Regions from separate parts of the Homo sapiens genome. Here region 2 is linked to region 1. Evidence: chromatin loops called from intact Hi-C (ENCODE). Cell type or tissue: GM12878. All regions are shown on one strand.

What was found. Hi-C counts contacts between places; a loop is a spot of excess contacts. Peaks named below come from ENCODE experiments on the same cell type or tissue, not always from the same donor. Only the 100,000 strongest peaks of a DNase experiment are listed, where the experiment ranks them.
Region 2: it touches region 1 in a loop (3-fold over the local background); 4 of 110 quality-filtered maps call a loop at or near these places.

What each region holds. Positions count from the first base shown.
Region 1 is chr1:192,605,647-192,613,646 of GRCh38, reverse strand. The region is part of intron 2 of LOC105371664 (a long non-coding RNA gene); the gene reads left to right. LOC107985241 (a long non-coding RNA gene) reads right to left here and starts at 4,292. Exons shown (of 2, transcript XR_001738348.2): 1 at 3,711-4,292. In GM12878, CTCF peaks have their summits at 3,342 (motif pointing right) and 4,407; a DNase peak (open chromatin) is centred at 4,366; H3K4me3 peaks cover 529 bases; H3K27ac peaks cover 1,254 bases.
Region 2 is chr1:193,118,617-193,126,616 of GRCh38, reverse strand. It overlaps CDC73 (cell division cycle 73), which reads right to left and starts at 4,586. Exons shown (of 17, transcript NM_024529.5): 1 at 4,286-4,586; 2 at 1,400-1,505. The coding sequence starts at 4,416. RefSeq lists enhancers at 4,149-4,198, 3,798-4,442, 4,469-4,538, 4,443-5,089 and a silencer at 4,699-4,778. In GM12878, CTCF peaks have their summits at 4,235 and 4,676 (motif pointing right); a DNase peak (open chromatin) is centred at 4,626; H3K4me3 peaks cover 3,849 bases; H3K27ac peaks cover 2,526 bases.

The DNA.
Region 1 (8,000 bases):
TAAATCAGAGGGAAAGGAATAGTACACAGGTAAAAGCACAAATTAATGAAATAAAAACAACTGTCATAATTTAATAGAAAAGGAATACAAAAAGGGTTAAGAAACAAATTTGTTTCTACGTAAAAATAAGGAAGTCTTTCTGACAAAAGTGATATAGTAGAAATAGAGAGATGACCTTTAACAATATTAGGGATAAGAAAAGGTCATGGCTACAGATCTACAGTTCTAATAGATATGAAACAGAATCACAGGAGAATACTATGACCAAAAAATAAATGGTCATATTTCTACAAAAATGTCACTTAGCTGACAAAAAATAATTAGAAAATCTGAATAGATCTTTAACTATTATGGGAATTAAATGAAAATTTGAATATTTTCATCTCCTAGTGCATCAGCACACCTCCTCCTATGCCCCTATCTTCATCCACACTCACAAAACCACAAATCCAGCTCCAGCTAATTTTAGAGGAACCTTAATCAACTATGCAAAGGACAGGAAATCCAAATATGACATAAACTTTCCAAAGAATAGAAAATGAGTGTATCTCTAAACACATTTTATGAAACTAGTAAAACCTCTATATCAAAACCGAAGAAAGACAACATGAGAAAGGAAAATTATAGGCTCATCTTTAATATGCAAAAGAATACATTAGAACTAAATTGGGCTTGTTTTAGAATGCAAAGAAGTTTTACTATTATAAAATATTTTAGTGTATTTCATCGCATTAATAGATGAAAGTCATGTGATTATCCCAATAAGTGCAGAAAAAGTATTTGATAAATATGCAATACTGATTTACAATAAAGAAGACTAGGAATAAAGGAGAAATCCCTGAATCCTGTGAAGAGTTTCTACCAAAAACTTACAGCAAATGTCATATTAAGAATAAAACCTTTGAAGTACTGTCCTATTACTGTCATTGTTTCTATTAAATGTTTGCTGGAGGCCACACCTAGTGCAAAGTGCAAACAAGTATAACTATTAGCAGTGAAGAGACAAAATTATTATTGTCATAGGGAAGGCCTATCAGCTTACTAAGAAAATCTAAAAAGAACATATAGGCAAATTACTTGACACTAAAGAAAGTTTAATTACGCTGTTGAAATACAAGATTAACACGTAAAAATAATCTGCTTTTCTTTATATAGCATAAGCAAAGATAAAATATAGCTTAAACCATAGCATTTAAAATTGTGATAAAATTATATGGAACCTAGGAATAAATTTAACAAGAGATGTGCAAGAGTTTCTAGAGAAAACTTAGTAGTTTCATGAAACAGAGAACCTAAATAAATAAGGAGCTATATTATGTTCATGGAGGAAAATATTATAAATATAACTCTGTCTTCATTAACCTATACATTCAATGTAATTCCAAGCAAAATTACAGTAGAGCAATTTCCTTTGACTTTGACAAGTTCTTGCTATAATTCATACCTCAAAAAAGAGTAAAAAATAATTAAGACATTTTCCAAAATGGTGGAGAGAACCGATATCCAGGTTTACTCTAAAATTGTAGAAATTAAAATGGTATAATATCTGTGCAAGTAAAGACAAATAGAAAAATGTACAGCACAGAACAGCCCTACTCATATGGAAAAATAAAATACTACAGAGGTGAAAATCAGAGCACAATATGGATTATTCAATAGATTGATGCTGGGATGACCGATTATCTATATAGAAAAAAAAGCCCATGACCTCAGATACCAGCCTTACATTATACCCAAAACAATGGGTTAAAGGCAAAAATATTAAAGATTTAATTAAAAAATTAGTACAGAACCTGTTATGACCCTGAGCTACAGAAAGATTTCTTAAAGAAAAACTAAGGTATAAAACTTAAAGAAAAAGATTGGTAAATTTTACTACATTGAAATTAACAACTTCTGTACAAACAAATTGCAGAAGAATATTTACTTATATAAACATTTATATAATGTTTTAAAACATGTAAACCCGTACATGTATTGCTCCTGGTTATATGTAATAAAAATATAAAGACATGCAGGTGGATTATAAACTCTAAATATAGATAGTGATTTCTGATAGAGATGGAGGCAGGGGATAGGTATATGGGGTCTTAATTGTCTGTGCAGTATTCCATTTTTACTAAATAAAATATGACAAAATGTTAAGATTACAAAAATAAGTGATAGATCCATGGGTGTTTTACATATTGACTTACAATTTTTTCTATGCTTGAAATATTTAATAATCCACTTTTTTTAAAAAAAGAAAAAAATGAAAACTGAAATATAAGAAGAGAAAGATGGCAAGACAAAGATGGTAAGAATTTACGTGTGTGTGTGTGTGTGTGTGTGTGTGTGTGTGTGTGTGTGTGTTGGGGGTGCCTAGTGCGGAGAGGGAGGGATAACTATAAAATGAGTTCAAACGTTCAAACTATCAGGACTAGAGCTCTTCAGATGTAGACAGTGGAAGTCTGTGAGAAGACTTAATAGAATTATGCAAAATTATAAATTTCTAGAATAAAGTGAAAAATATATGCTTATTAAATATTAAGGAAAGATGCTAGTGGTTCCTTTTTCATTTTAGTGAAGCAACTTGAGGAAGCATTCAAAATTAATATCATTTTGTTCAATAGCTAATGAAATTACCAAACATTTCAAGATTGGGACTATAAATGAATTAAATATTAAGTACATATTATGAATTTATGATCTAAAAGAAAATATATGTGTCAGAAAAGCTGATATATATTAAACCTTGAATTCAGAATGGAGCATTTCATATTCTGTTGTGTTAGGAACAGGTGCCTAGATGAGGAAGGCCATGTGACTGACAGCAATTTGTAGAGTCTCACATAAGAAATTGCTCAAAAGGCCTGTAAATTCTGACCTTCTCATGTTACTAATTATAGAATTGAGGCACAGAGAGATTGCACAATTTGCTCAAGGACACAACTAATTTGAGGCACAATCAGGACTATAAATCTATGATTTCCATCCCAGGAATTTCACGTTAAGTGATTCTGCCTTACATTTTTATAAATTTAGAGGGTTAACTGATTACAATGCCTACATTCACTTTGAACTTGCATAATGTTATTTTCTTCCTTTTTAACTATGATTGATAGCTAATATATTATCTGACGATGTAAGTACAATTTTTAAAAAGTGGTCTTTCTTAATTACAGTTAACTTTTTTCAGAGTTTCTTTGTGACAGGAAAGAGAAATTTGATATATTTATTTTACTTTAAAAATGTGCCAAAATCCACAAAAGGAAACATTATCACTGTATTTATTTTAAAAAAATTAAAAATCATTTATATTGGTCAAATTGGGGATTTCAAAATATGCCCATTAGCCACTAGGTGTCATCATAGGCCATTGTAATTAAAAGCCAGTATGTAATTTCCTTGAAAAGTTAATAGCAAAATTTTTGCCGAAATATTGACCCTTTTATAGATCTAGATACATAACTCTATATTAATATATTTAATAAATATACTAGGGATAAAAAATATATTTAAATAAATATAAATCAAATGTTTTTATATTTGTATTGAATATAGTAATATTCTATATTTAAGCACTAGGTGGAAAGATTAATCAGAAATAGATTTCACATAGTTATTATCATAGCCCATGAATAAGAACTTATGATTATAGTACTGACGATTTTAGTGACGTAAACACTATGTTTAATCAATGTTAACTAAAATGACAACATTTGTCTTACCTTGGGATTCCACTTGCATGTTGCTTTGTCACGAAAGAGAAGGTTGCGGGTAGACACAAGATCAGCCGCTATTGGTTCTGTTTCAGGGTGGTGGAGGAACATCAGAGGCAATAGTTCTGCAGGCTTGAAGGACATTATTGGGCCTGGCTGACTGGAAGCAAATCAGGCATCTATTTACCCCTGTATGCCACTTTGTGATACTATGCTTCCAACTTATACAAAGGTTTGTTTTCTTCAAGTAAGATGTGAACTTGCTGGTTCTTGGCTGAACATGAAGGTGTTAGTTTTTAGAATGGATCTGTCATATTCCCCATGGACTTTGAGTATTTAGTCACTTGTTTCAGAAAAGGAAACAAGGACAGAAAAAGAGGTTTTGGGTTCTCTTCATCTCTACCATGGCATTTTTTGGTTCCTGTTTGTCATTCAATTTTATTTCTCAGTACCGAAACTTCTTGAAGAATCCCCTACCTTATAATATGGAGCCCATCTCCCATTACATAAATAAAAAATTACAAATGTTTCAGCCTTTCTTTTAGCTATGACATGGGCACATGCCATAGTACCTGCCAATCAGATGTGTCTGTGGCAGGATGTGAATCGAAAGTTAGTTACATGAAAAAGAGGAACTGCAGAATGCTGCCGGCGAGAGTGGTGAGGAGGTGACAGCTACAACCCACGTCAGTGCTGTGGGATCCAGTAGCAGCAGATGGTGCTTGGTGTCTGGGGTTTTGGCTCTGAAAGCAGCAGTGTGTGTGCCCAGCGGTGGTGGTGATGCCAATTTGTGGGACAGTTTCGCAGCAGGATTTGGGAGGAGGTTTCCAACTTCTGGGCCTCCTAGAGATGATGAGAACTATCCAATAGTCTTCTAATACATAAATTCCTTTCATGCTTAATTACATTTTTGTCTTGCATTATTTTTGCTGTAATAGTAAAGAATTCCTAACTTATATACTTCCCATTTCCAAAGCAGAAAAACACGATGCCTACATTGTGATAAAATAAGGCCTATCATTCTTTCTTACTTTCCAAATTATCCATAAATTTCCCTCTTTTCTGCCAATGATGAGCTGGATAAAATGGTGGTGGCAGTTGTGGTGGAGGCGGAGGTGGTGGTGGTGGTGGTGTGTGCAATGTATGGTTTATGAGAGTGTGTAAATTTGACAACAGGGAAGATTTCTGCCATTAGGGAGATGTCAAAGACCCAGGTGCTGCCCTTGATATTTATTTTGGGTTTGTTTAAGTGTCATGTCTTTTCTTCATCCCTTAGAGCAGCATACACAAGTTATAGCACCAGTAGCCAGGGAATGTCACAAGTTTTATGTAGAACAGTGGATGAACATAAATAAGGGCTCTGAGTACTTGCCCATCAGCAGTAATAGGTTGCAAATGCCAGCAGATCTGTTGGAGACCTACTCTGTACATTAAAAGCACCTGAACCTCAGACCTTGAATTCAAATATCTCATTATATGTATATTTTTACTATGATGTAGATACCCATTGTCTTATTGTTGGAAATGGGCTGGTTTTTTTTTTTTTTTAGAGCATTTTGGTTAGGAGCATTGGGACCTGATAGAAATGAGTTAAATTCCAGTGTTGGCATTTAGTTGCTGGGTGACTTCCAGCATGAGTTACTTAAACTTATGTAAAAATGAATTTTTAATTACACAAATAAAACACAAAACTATTTTCTTTATGAAATGTAAACAATTGCAGATAAGTCTAAATAAAGCTTGTGACACTTCTTTAGCACCCCAGTGCCTGACGTTCCCCAGAGGCAAACACTATCTCCCTTTTCCTCATCTGTAAAATAACTATAATGATACCTATAATACCTACTTGACAGGCTTGTGGTACGGCTCCCTGACTCAGCAAACCAAATTAGAATGCCTTCCCTGATCTTCCAGACGAGCTCAGATAGCCTTGCTTTATGATCCCATGACAGACACTCTGTACTTCTTGATAGCAAATTTACAACGGTTATTTATGTTTTTAATTACAGTAGAGTATTATTTACCTAGCACATTCAGGATTTGGTGTATACATGATTGATGATATATCCAGAGTTTAGATAACCTTAATCCCAAAGCACAGAAGAATAGGGAATAAAAAGGATGTTTTGGCCTGCAATATATGTATTCCATGCCAAATGTATGTTTGTGTGAGTGTGTGTGTGTGTGTGTGTGTGTGTGTGTATACATATATATATTTGCATTATTGTTGCCCTCAACAGTTGAGGAAATATGAATATCAATTCAATAACCTATGTATCTAAAAAATTAAAATTTCTCATCTCCTCTTACTTAATTTCAAAACCTGGTTGTTCTGGGGTTTCCATATAACTGTGGTATTAAGGCAGGAAGAGATCACCTGGTTGCCATCCTCTGTTTATGCTGGAGTCCCTCCACACCACCTTCTTGTTCTGTTGGTTGAGCTACTTTGATGGCCTTGTCATCTCTGATCCTGTAGAGTCTTCAGTTGCTGGCCCAGTTGGGTCATTGCTGAATGCTCCTTGTCTCTGACGAAAACCCCTTTGAGTCCAGTCCTCTAGCAATTTCCATGCTCTTCCATGGCTCGAGCAGTGGAGCCTTCTACAGCTTCCCAAGTCCAGCTGTCTAGAGACCCCATGTAGTTCTTCTTTCTCTGCTATGCCTGCATTGTGATGGGGTGGAGAATCTCTGCCAAATATGCTGCTTTTTCAGCTCTACCCAGAACTTTCTTATTTATTTATTTATTTTGAGGCAGGATCTCTCTTTGTCACCCAGGCTGGAGTGCAGTGGCACGATCTTGTCTCATTACAGCCTTGACCTCCTGGGCTCAAGCAATCCTCCCCCTTCAGCCTCCCAGAGAGCTGGAACTACAGGTGTGCGCCACCATACCTGGATAATTTTTTGTGTTTTTTGTAGAGACAGAGTTTTGCCATGTTGCCAAGTACCCAGCACTTTCTGTCAGCACCTGGATTCTTAGAACTACCTGGCTGTTTTGTAATATTCCTCCCCTGGGATAAATCCCATTTGGCAGGTTGGGCAATTTGTACTTGTTTTCCATTCTCCTTGAAATGCTCTTCTCATAAAAACACAAAGCTCACCTCTCCAGTTCCTTCAGGTTCCAGCATTGTCTCATCACAGGGACTTTCCCTGAACACACTTATGTAAACCTTCTCCATGTCCATATTCTCTATGCCTTTAACCCCTATTATTTTTATTTTAGTATTTATTGCTGATTGATTTCTATTTCTTTTTTCCTCACTTTCTCTCTATTTTTATTATTATCACTATTATTATCTGTTTCCCCAAGATAATACAAATAATTAAGTTGCAGAAGTTGATAGGATTTGAATGTAGCTCTGTTTGTCTTCAAGTAGATGCTCTATCTGGGACAATACACTGCATGTGTTAAACCCTTTGAATACTCTAAAACACTGTCAAAAACTCATAAACCCACAATAGTAATGACTTTTTAACCAATACAACTGACCAAATATTCATGAGTCTTTGTCACATTTTCTTCATTAATACAGTAAGTAACTAAAGTGGCAAAGTACATGCATCCATTAGAGACACAGTCTAGGTAGGAATTCCAGTATGAAAAATACTGGCCTCCCTGCTTGAGACTGAGTCTAGGGTAGGCAGAATGCCCACCACCCAGATAGACAAGCAATACAGAGATCTCCACTAAGAGGTTTCTGGTCCATGCCGTTTTGCAGCTCCTTCCTTCCTTCCTTCCTTCCCTCCTTCCTTCCTTCCCTCCTTCCTTCCTTCCCTCCTTCCCTCCTTCCTTCCCTCCTTCCCTCCTTCCTTCCTTCCCTCCTTCCCTCCTTCCTTCCTTCCCCCTTCCTTCCTTCCTTCCCTTCTTCCTTCCTCCCTCCTTCTTTTTTCTTTCTTTCTTTCTTTCTCTCTCTCTCTTTCTTTCTCTCTTTCCTTCCTACTTTCCTTTCTTCCTTCCTTCATTCCTCCCTCCCTCCCTCCCTCTTCTTTCTTTCTCTCTATTTCCTTCCTTCCTTCCCTCCCTCTTTCTTTCTTTCTTTCTTTCTTTCTTTCTTTCTTTCTTTCTTTCTGTCTGTCTGTCTGTCTGTCTGTCTGTCTTTCTTTCTTTCTGTCTTTCTTTCTTTCTCTCTTTCCCCCTCCCTCCTCCTCCCTCCCTCTCTCCTCTCTCTTTCTCTCATTCTCTTTCTCCCCCTCCCTCCCTTCCTCCTTCCATCTGTCTCTCTTTCTTTCTGTATTTCATGTAAGACAGGATTTTCTATATTGCTCAGGCTAGTCTCAAACTTCTGGCCTCAAGTAGTCCTTCTG
Region 2 (8,000 bases), 510 kb before region 1:
TTTATGTTCAACTCTACCAAAAATAATCTGAGGGAAAAGCTCATTTAAAAAAATTAAATATCTTTTAGGCCATTTTATGTGGGCATTATAGTACTTTTCCATGTCATACAGCTATCCTATCCAAATAACTCTGAATCTTATTTACTTATCAATTATAATATACTGCTATAATTTAGGTCTTAATGATACTTCCCTACAGATGAAGAATCTCATCATCATAGTTTATGAAATTAGTTCTTTTCAAGTTGTTTCCAAATATTTCCTCTGAGTAATAAATTTTCAAACACTGAGAAAGCAAGCAAAACTAAAAACAAATGAACTTCTCCAGAGTACTAAAACAGCTGCACAAAACTGATTAAGAAACAATTTTTTTAAATGTCTGCTAATCTTAATCCTTACAACCAAAAAAAGTTTTCTTGAGATTAAACTAGAGTTCTGAAGTAACAGGGTCCTTCCACAGGCTTACAAGTTTTTCTAAACATCTCTATAAATACTTTTAGCGTTTCGGGTTTTCTTTTTCTTGAGATGGCATCTCACTATGTTGCCCAGGCTGGTCTTGATCTCCTAGGCTCAAGCAACCCTACCGCCTTAGAGTCCCAAGTAGCTGGGATTACCAGCGTGCACTAAGAAGCCTGGCTCTATAAATCCCTTTAAAACTTCCTTTGTTATAAACATTACCCACACTTTACATGAAAAAATATCACAGATTAAAAAGTCTGTGTAAGTCACACAGTCACCTAATTTTGACTCTCCTGGAGACACTCATACAAACCTTTCATTCTTTTGATTTGAAACCCATGAGGGAAGCTATCCATTCCAAATGATACCTACTACCACGAAGCCAAAAAAAAAAAAAATGTGTTAATACAAAAATTAGCCCGGCATGGTGGGCCATGCCTATAGTCCCAGTTTCTCAGGAGACTGAGGTGGGAGGCTGGCTTGAGCCCGAGAAGTAGAGGGTACAGTAAGCCGAGATCACACCACTGCACTCCAGCTTAGGCAACAGAGCCAGATCCTATCTCAAAAAAAAAAAAAAAGTTTTAAAATGAATTATTGGCCAGGCACAGTGATTCATGCCAGTAATCCCAGCACTTCGGGAGGCCGAGGCAGGAGGATCCACTGAGGGTAGGAGTTCAAGACCAGCCTAGGCAACACAGCAAGACCCCCTCATCTTTAACAACAACAAAAAAAATTAGCCAGATACGGTGGCACAGGCCTGCAGTCCTGGCTACTTGAAGGCAGAGGTGGGAAGATCACTTGAGCCTAGGAGTTCGAGGCTGCAATGAGCTATGATCACACCACTGCACCCTAGCCCGGGCAACAAGGCCAGACCCTGTCTCTTAAATAAATAAAAATAAAACTGATAAATAGATAGATAAGTAAAATGAATTCTACTTACAGCTGCACGTCGGACATAAACAGGATGAGAAAGGTGCACGTTATTAAGTAGAAATAAAATGGAATCCAATGTGTAGTACTCTCTGGGTTGGCCTTCCTTTCCAGTCCTGAAATAATTAAGGCAAGATTTTTTTTACTGACAATTCTAATTCAACTCTTCAGGCTGGATTCATTTATATAAACAACTTTGCTAACAACAATGAGTTTAACATAGCTAACAAAAAAAAAGTATAAAATCTAATAATGAATAGACTGTCATGATCACAAAAGAAACACAAAGGAAGGCAATGACAAAAAGCAAGAAGTAGGGAAAATACAAAAAATTCATACTCTAAGGTACTACAAACTTTTTAGAATTAGGCCCAAATTAGGCTCTGGGCTTTACCAATAGAGAAATCTAACCAGATCCATATCGAAGAGGATCCATAAGAGAAAACAATTACACTGCTTAGAAGAAGCACAATTATCACTGGTGCTAAATGTAAAAGAAATTTATCCTATGGCTCTTGATAAATAAGATACTGCTGAACAACATCCTTCACATTCTTACAGTAAACACAACACTGAATTTCAGGGGTATGACTGTTATGGCATCCCTCAAATTAGACCAATAATGTAAAACCAAAATGCTATTCTACCTGTGATAAAACAATGTAGTCTACTAACGGTGCAAGATCTCTAATGCAGGTACTAATATTACCTCATTCCAATCCTACCCTTCCTTCTACACTTTCCCCTTCTATATCTTTGAATCCATCTGAATATGGTCCACTATAATCAGCCCTAAACCTACTTTTCTACCTTCTAGTCCCATTTTTCCTCTAAACCAATGTATTTCAAACCACACACCATCAATTATTGTACTATGAAACCCAATAAATAGTTAACAACCATATTTTTTCTATTTTCAGAATAGAAAAGAACAGAAAAATAAAATGCACTGCATACAATAAGAAGAGTAAGTATTGTTTAGTGTTTTATATGTGTATATATTTCCATGTGCATGTGCACATATAGAAAATAAAAACAATTTCTTGGTGTGATAAACTGCTGAAAAAGTTTAAAATCTACTGTGATAAGCACTCCTTTTTCACTGGCTTCACTGGATTGCTGTCAACACATTTACTTTCCAGTTCTTTATGCCTTTAAGCATACAGCCTTTAAGTATACAGTTCACTCATCTTGGAAGACTTAACCCATCATTTAGCCCAGAGAATTCCTACCTATTCTTTAAAGCTTGTTTGTTCATTCATTCATTCATTCAAGAAAACTTTGTTGGATGTGAACTTGCCAAAGACAATTCTATGGAACCTTCTCCTAAATAACCCCAACTAGAAGTGACTGCTGTCTTCAAAAGCTATTGTAGAAAGCATTTCACATCAACTTATAGAAAGCATTTCACATCAACTTATCTGTTTAATCTCCTCTATTCAGACTAAGTTAACCTCCTTTGAGGTAGAAACCAGAGTCTTAGGAATTTTTTTAATCCTCAGATTGAACCACTTCACACCCTAGGTACTCCTTAGCCATTGTCTAAAAAAAAAAAAATTCACTAAAAATCCAACCACATGTAATTCTACCTATGCAAATTATTCGAAAGGGTAAAATACCAGAAACTCAGAATGTCATTTGATCAACATTTTATAAAGCTAATTAAATCATAAGACAAAAAAATTTTAAAACCAACCAATAGGCAGGGCGCCGTGGCTCACGCCTGTAATCCAAGCACTTTGGGAAGTGGAGGCGGGCAGATTATTTGAGGTCAGGAGTTCGAGACCAGCCTGACCAACACGGTGAAACCACATCTCTACTAAACTACATAAATTAGCCGGCCATGGTGGCGGGGGCCTGCAACCTCAGCTACTCAGGAGGCTGAGGCAAGAGAATCACTTGAACCCAGGAGGCAAAGATTGCAGTGAGCCAAGATCGCGCCACTGCACTCCAGCCTGGGCGACAGAGCAAGACTCCCTCTCAAAAATAAATAAATAAATACCAACCAACAAACTAAATTTCCCTAGTTTTTCATCGACTCTTCATAAAGCTTCCATTCAAAGAAACAAAATGAGTAGGGAAGTTGTAGCTCAAGGTTCTAATTCTAGAAGCGATGCACCAATGACAGTGACATCATTAAAAAGGCCCCTAATGACTGTTAGAGCCGTCTCTAGAAGTTTTCCTGAATGACTTAAACTGATAAAACTTCACATGGACCAACATTCCCAAACATTTCCCTTTAAAATACACTTCCGAAAAATCACACGCACCATCTATTTCTTAGATCTGTAAAGCTCACTCATTTCACCAACTCCTGAAGACCTCTCTAACACAGACTTTTATGACTCTTCCAAATTCACCAAATTTCTTTCCGGTCCTAACTTCAGGGTTGATTCCCTTTTCTCTTCTACAGGAATCACCCCCACCCCAACAATGAAAGGAGATGAAATAAACCAGGAGTTGCAAAGACCAGCGGAGATAGTTACATAGCAGCCTGGAAAAGAGAAAAAAAAAATAAAGAACAAAAAGAGGCGTCTACGGCACCAGACGGTGTGCTCCTTTGTGCACCTATGTTCAGGTATCCCTTGCGCACCAGTCCCACACTTCGCTGGTACACATACCTACTGATAAAAATTAACTGTAAAAGTCAGAAACTCCCACGGTACCTTTCCTTTGGGCTTCTCAAAAATTTTAAGTGATGAACTGCTCTAGAGCTCCGCCCCTTCTTTCCTTACCCTAAAAGTGCAACTTCTGCTCTAGAGAGAAACTTTCTTTTCCCCGAACACCCGTTTTATCCCATCCCCAGGGGAAACGGGGGGAGGGGTTAAGAAAGAGGTCGCCTGGGGGCGCCCAACTCTGCCCTGCCACCCCTGGGCCACAGCCATGCCGGACTTACCCCCAAACAACATAGTTGGTCTTCACATTCTTGGGCCAGGAGAACTCCCCGAAGATCACTTCGTCTCCCTTCACCACAATCTCCTTCTTCTGGATGTTGTACTGTCGCAGGACGCTAAGCACGTCCGCCATCTTCCCCCCCCTCGCCTCCGCCGGCTCGGGGCGCCGCCGCTGCCGCCGCGCCTGCCTCCTTCTTCTCTTGTCGCCTCGCCCTCTTCCTCCTCCTCCTTCGCCGCCGCGACGAACCAACAGCAGCAGCACTAACAGCCGTCCTCGCCTACGACAGCAGCAGGGGCAGTAGCCACCCAGGCCGCCGAGGACCCCGCGCTGTAAGGCAAGGCCCCGCCGCCGGCTGCCCGCGGAGAACGCCTGACTGCGCCCCTCCAGCGAGGCACATCCGCCGCCAGGGGGAGCCGCGACCGCCTGGAAAAGTGCCCCTCCCAGACTTCAGCTGGGCACGGAGCCCACTCACTCGCTGAAACGCTGAGCGCTGGGGCACCGCGCCCACGTACGGCGCACGTACGGGGAACTTTGCCGGGCGCGCGCGCGCGGAGCACGTACCCAGTACCCCGCGGCGCGCACCAAGCGGCGTCAGGTGCGCGCGTACCTGAGCAGTGGGTCAGCACTTCCATCCCCAGCACGTGCACTGAGTATTTAACGAACTGTCTCGGGTGCGACCAGAGGCTCCCCCGGGTCCCTGCTTTGGCCGGGATGGAATTCGGCAAGGATTTGCGGAACACTAGAATTACCTTCCTATTTAGATCGGACCCAGGCCTAGCCAAAGACCTCTAGGACTTAGTGATCCGGAGAAGCCCTTTTGAAAGAGTGGGGCTCTTGGGGTTGGGGTTGGGGTTTTTTGTTTGCTTTTGATGTGGAAAAGAACGAGTTTTGGTTTTTTGTTGGTTTTGAGTGGAAAAGACCGAGTCCAGAAAAAAAAAAAAACAGTTCTGGGCACTGCTCGTCAAGTTACATAGCTTCTCACAGCATCAATTGGTTAATGAAGAAAATGGGGTTAATACGAAGATAAGGTAAACGCGCCTAGCAAGTCAATAAAATATCCTAAATGTTGGATCCTCCCTCTTCATTCTTTGGATGATGACTTTTTCCATCGCGGTCCCTTCTCCCCGCCAATCCCGAAGGGCTATATTCAAAAGGCTGTGTTCCAAGATGTAAATGGGAAAGTTGCCCTAACAGAAACCCCAAACGGTCCAATTTAGAACACTTCCAGACTACCCAATTTTTTAAATGGTACTCAGAAGTCTCAGTGGTGTCCTTGACATGCGTTTTGAGACGGTTAAGATAAGTTCAATATACTATGGCCAACCAAACACATCCTATGGGATTGTTTTTTTTCTTTTACCATGTCAGAAGGAAAAAAGAGGCAACTTTGTGTTTGACATAACCAAATTCCTTGACCTGTTTTGAAAAAAGTCAATCTTTTCACAACGCAGAGGACTACAGATACAGAAGTGTGTGGTTCATTTCCGATATGATCTGTAGCCATTCTGCAACTGTTAGTTTGTGAAATTTTTTTCTGTTCCACCAATGTTTTCACCCCGTAGTATTCTCCTGAATCTCACCCCAAGCACACACATTATAAAGAAATGGCTACAATTACCTATCCCCACATTCTCTATTCATACCTGTGTCAGAGCACTCAGTACCATATTACTTCCCTTTATAGTTTATTTGCCTGCATCCACAAAACTGAAACACCATAGATCTGTGTCCTCATATCCTACTGTCTAACATTATTTGGTACATATTAGTAATAAATGGATGAATTCAATAAATTGATGGAAGCTCCTAGTAAATATCGAGTTAATACATGGATAGAGGCTTCTAATAAATGTTGAAGTAATGAATGGAAAGATAAGCTCAAGGAAGCCAAGATTTCATGATTAGGAGGCTCGACTATAGTCCCTTCAAACGATACTTAATTTTATTTCATACTCAAATAATGATTAAAGTCTCTCTTTTCAGAGAAATTATGTTTTTTAGGTTAATGAATTTTAAAAAGTGGTAAGATAAGTCATTAGTAAGTTGTTGCTTTTAACAGTTAAAGCATTGAAATTTGTAGATCATTTTTTTCCTGACCAGCCTGGGCAACATACCTAGACCCTGTGTCTACAGAAGCAATTGTAGATCATTTTTGTTTTTATCTAAGTACCCTTATAATTGCCCTACCAATACTGGTTCATTGGAGGATGTCAAAATACAATAAAAGGCAAGATTAGTGGTAGAGCTGAAAAATTAGAAAATTAATTAGAAAAAAACAGAAAAATAGTCTGGTTTCTTTGTCTTGGGCAAAAGCAGTCCACATCTCCAGATATTAGCTCCTGAAGAATTCCTAAAAAATCTTTAGTTTTATGTCTTCTGTTAGAGTAAATGCCCAGCAATCAGAAGAAAGTGGTATGTCTTTTTAGTTGGAAACGATGGATCCAACATCATTACCTTGGAGTTTAAACCACTACCTCAATTGCTAACAGTACCCAATAAGGTTCTTTCCACCAGTGCCCAAGGACAGTTTTATTCTGGTTCCTTTTCCAAAGGACCAAATTGCCAGGTTTTAGATCAATCAAAGTCTGCTTAGGTAAGTATTTTGGAAATGCACTTGAACCTACTAGGGATAATTCGGCAGGTAGCATAAGTCTCATGAAGCATTTATTTATATTACTCTGTAATGGTAGAACGTAGGATTGGAAGTAAAATTTTCAAATACATGGGTAGGGGGAGGCTGTTAATTCAAGAAGAGATAATCTGTGGGTCCCAGAAGGGGTTGATTTATTGTCATCAATCAATCATGACTAATGGCAATTTGAAGGGCCATGAAATTTGTTTTTCGAAACTGTTGATAATTTTAGTTTTAGGACTCTGTTAGTTCTCTTTACTTTTCCTAAAGTTTGGGGGAAATCAGTGTGTGGAGTTATAGCTCCCTAGCAAGGAAAAGCCTCAGTCCATCCAGAGAGTAAGCAAACAACAACCCAGACATAGTCATAGTTTATTCCAGGGAATTATTATGGGTTGGGTACTTAATTATGGGTTAATTATTTACTTGATGTCTTTGATATATATAGGTTTATTCAGATTGTCCATTTCTTCTTGTGTGAGTTTTGGCAGATTGTGTCTTTCAAGGGGTTCCATTTTATCTAGGTTATGAAATTAGTGGGATATAGTTGTTCACAGCATTTGTTATTATCCTTTTAATGTTCATGTCATCTGTAGAAATGTCCCCTCTTTTATTTCTGATTTTAGTAATTTGTGTCTTCTCTCTTCTTAGCGTGACTAAGAGGTTCATTGATTTCATTGATCTTTTCAAAGAACCAGCTTTTGGTGTGATTACTGATTTTTTTACTTTCAGTTTTACCAGTTTATGCTTAACTTTTATTATTTCTCTTCTTTTGCTTACTTTAGATTTAATTTGCTCTTCTTTTTCTAGTTTCCTGAGGTAGAAGTTTAGATTATTGATTTTTAGGTCTTTCTTCTTTTCTAATATATACATTCAATGCTACAAATTTCCCTCTAAACACTACTTCGCTTCCTCCCATACACTTTGGTAAGTTATGTTTTTATTTTCTTGCAGCTCAAAATATTTTAAAATTTATCTTGAGATTTCTTCTTTGACTCATGTTATTTAGAAATGTATTGTTTAAACTCGACATATTTTAGAATTTTCTCGCTATCTTCCTATTATTGATTTCTAGTTTAGTTTCATT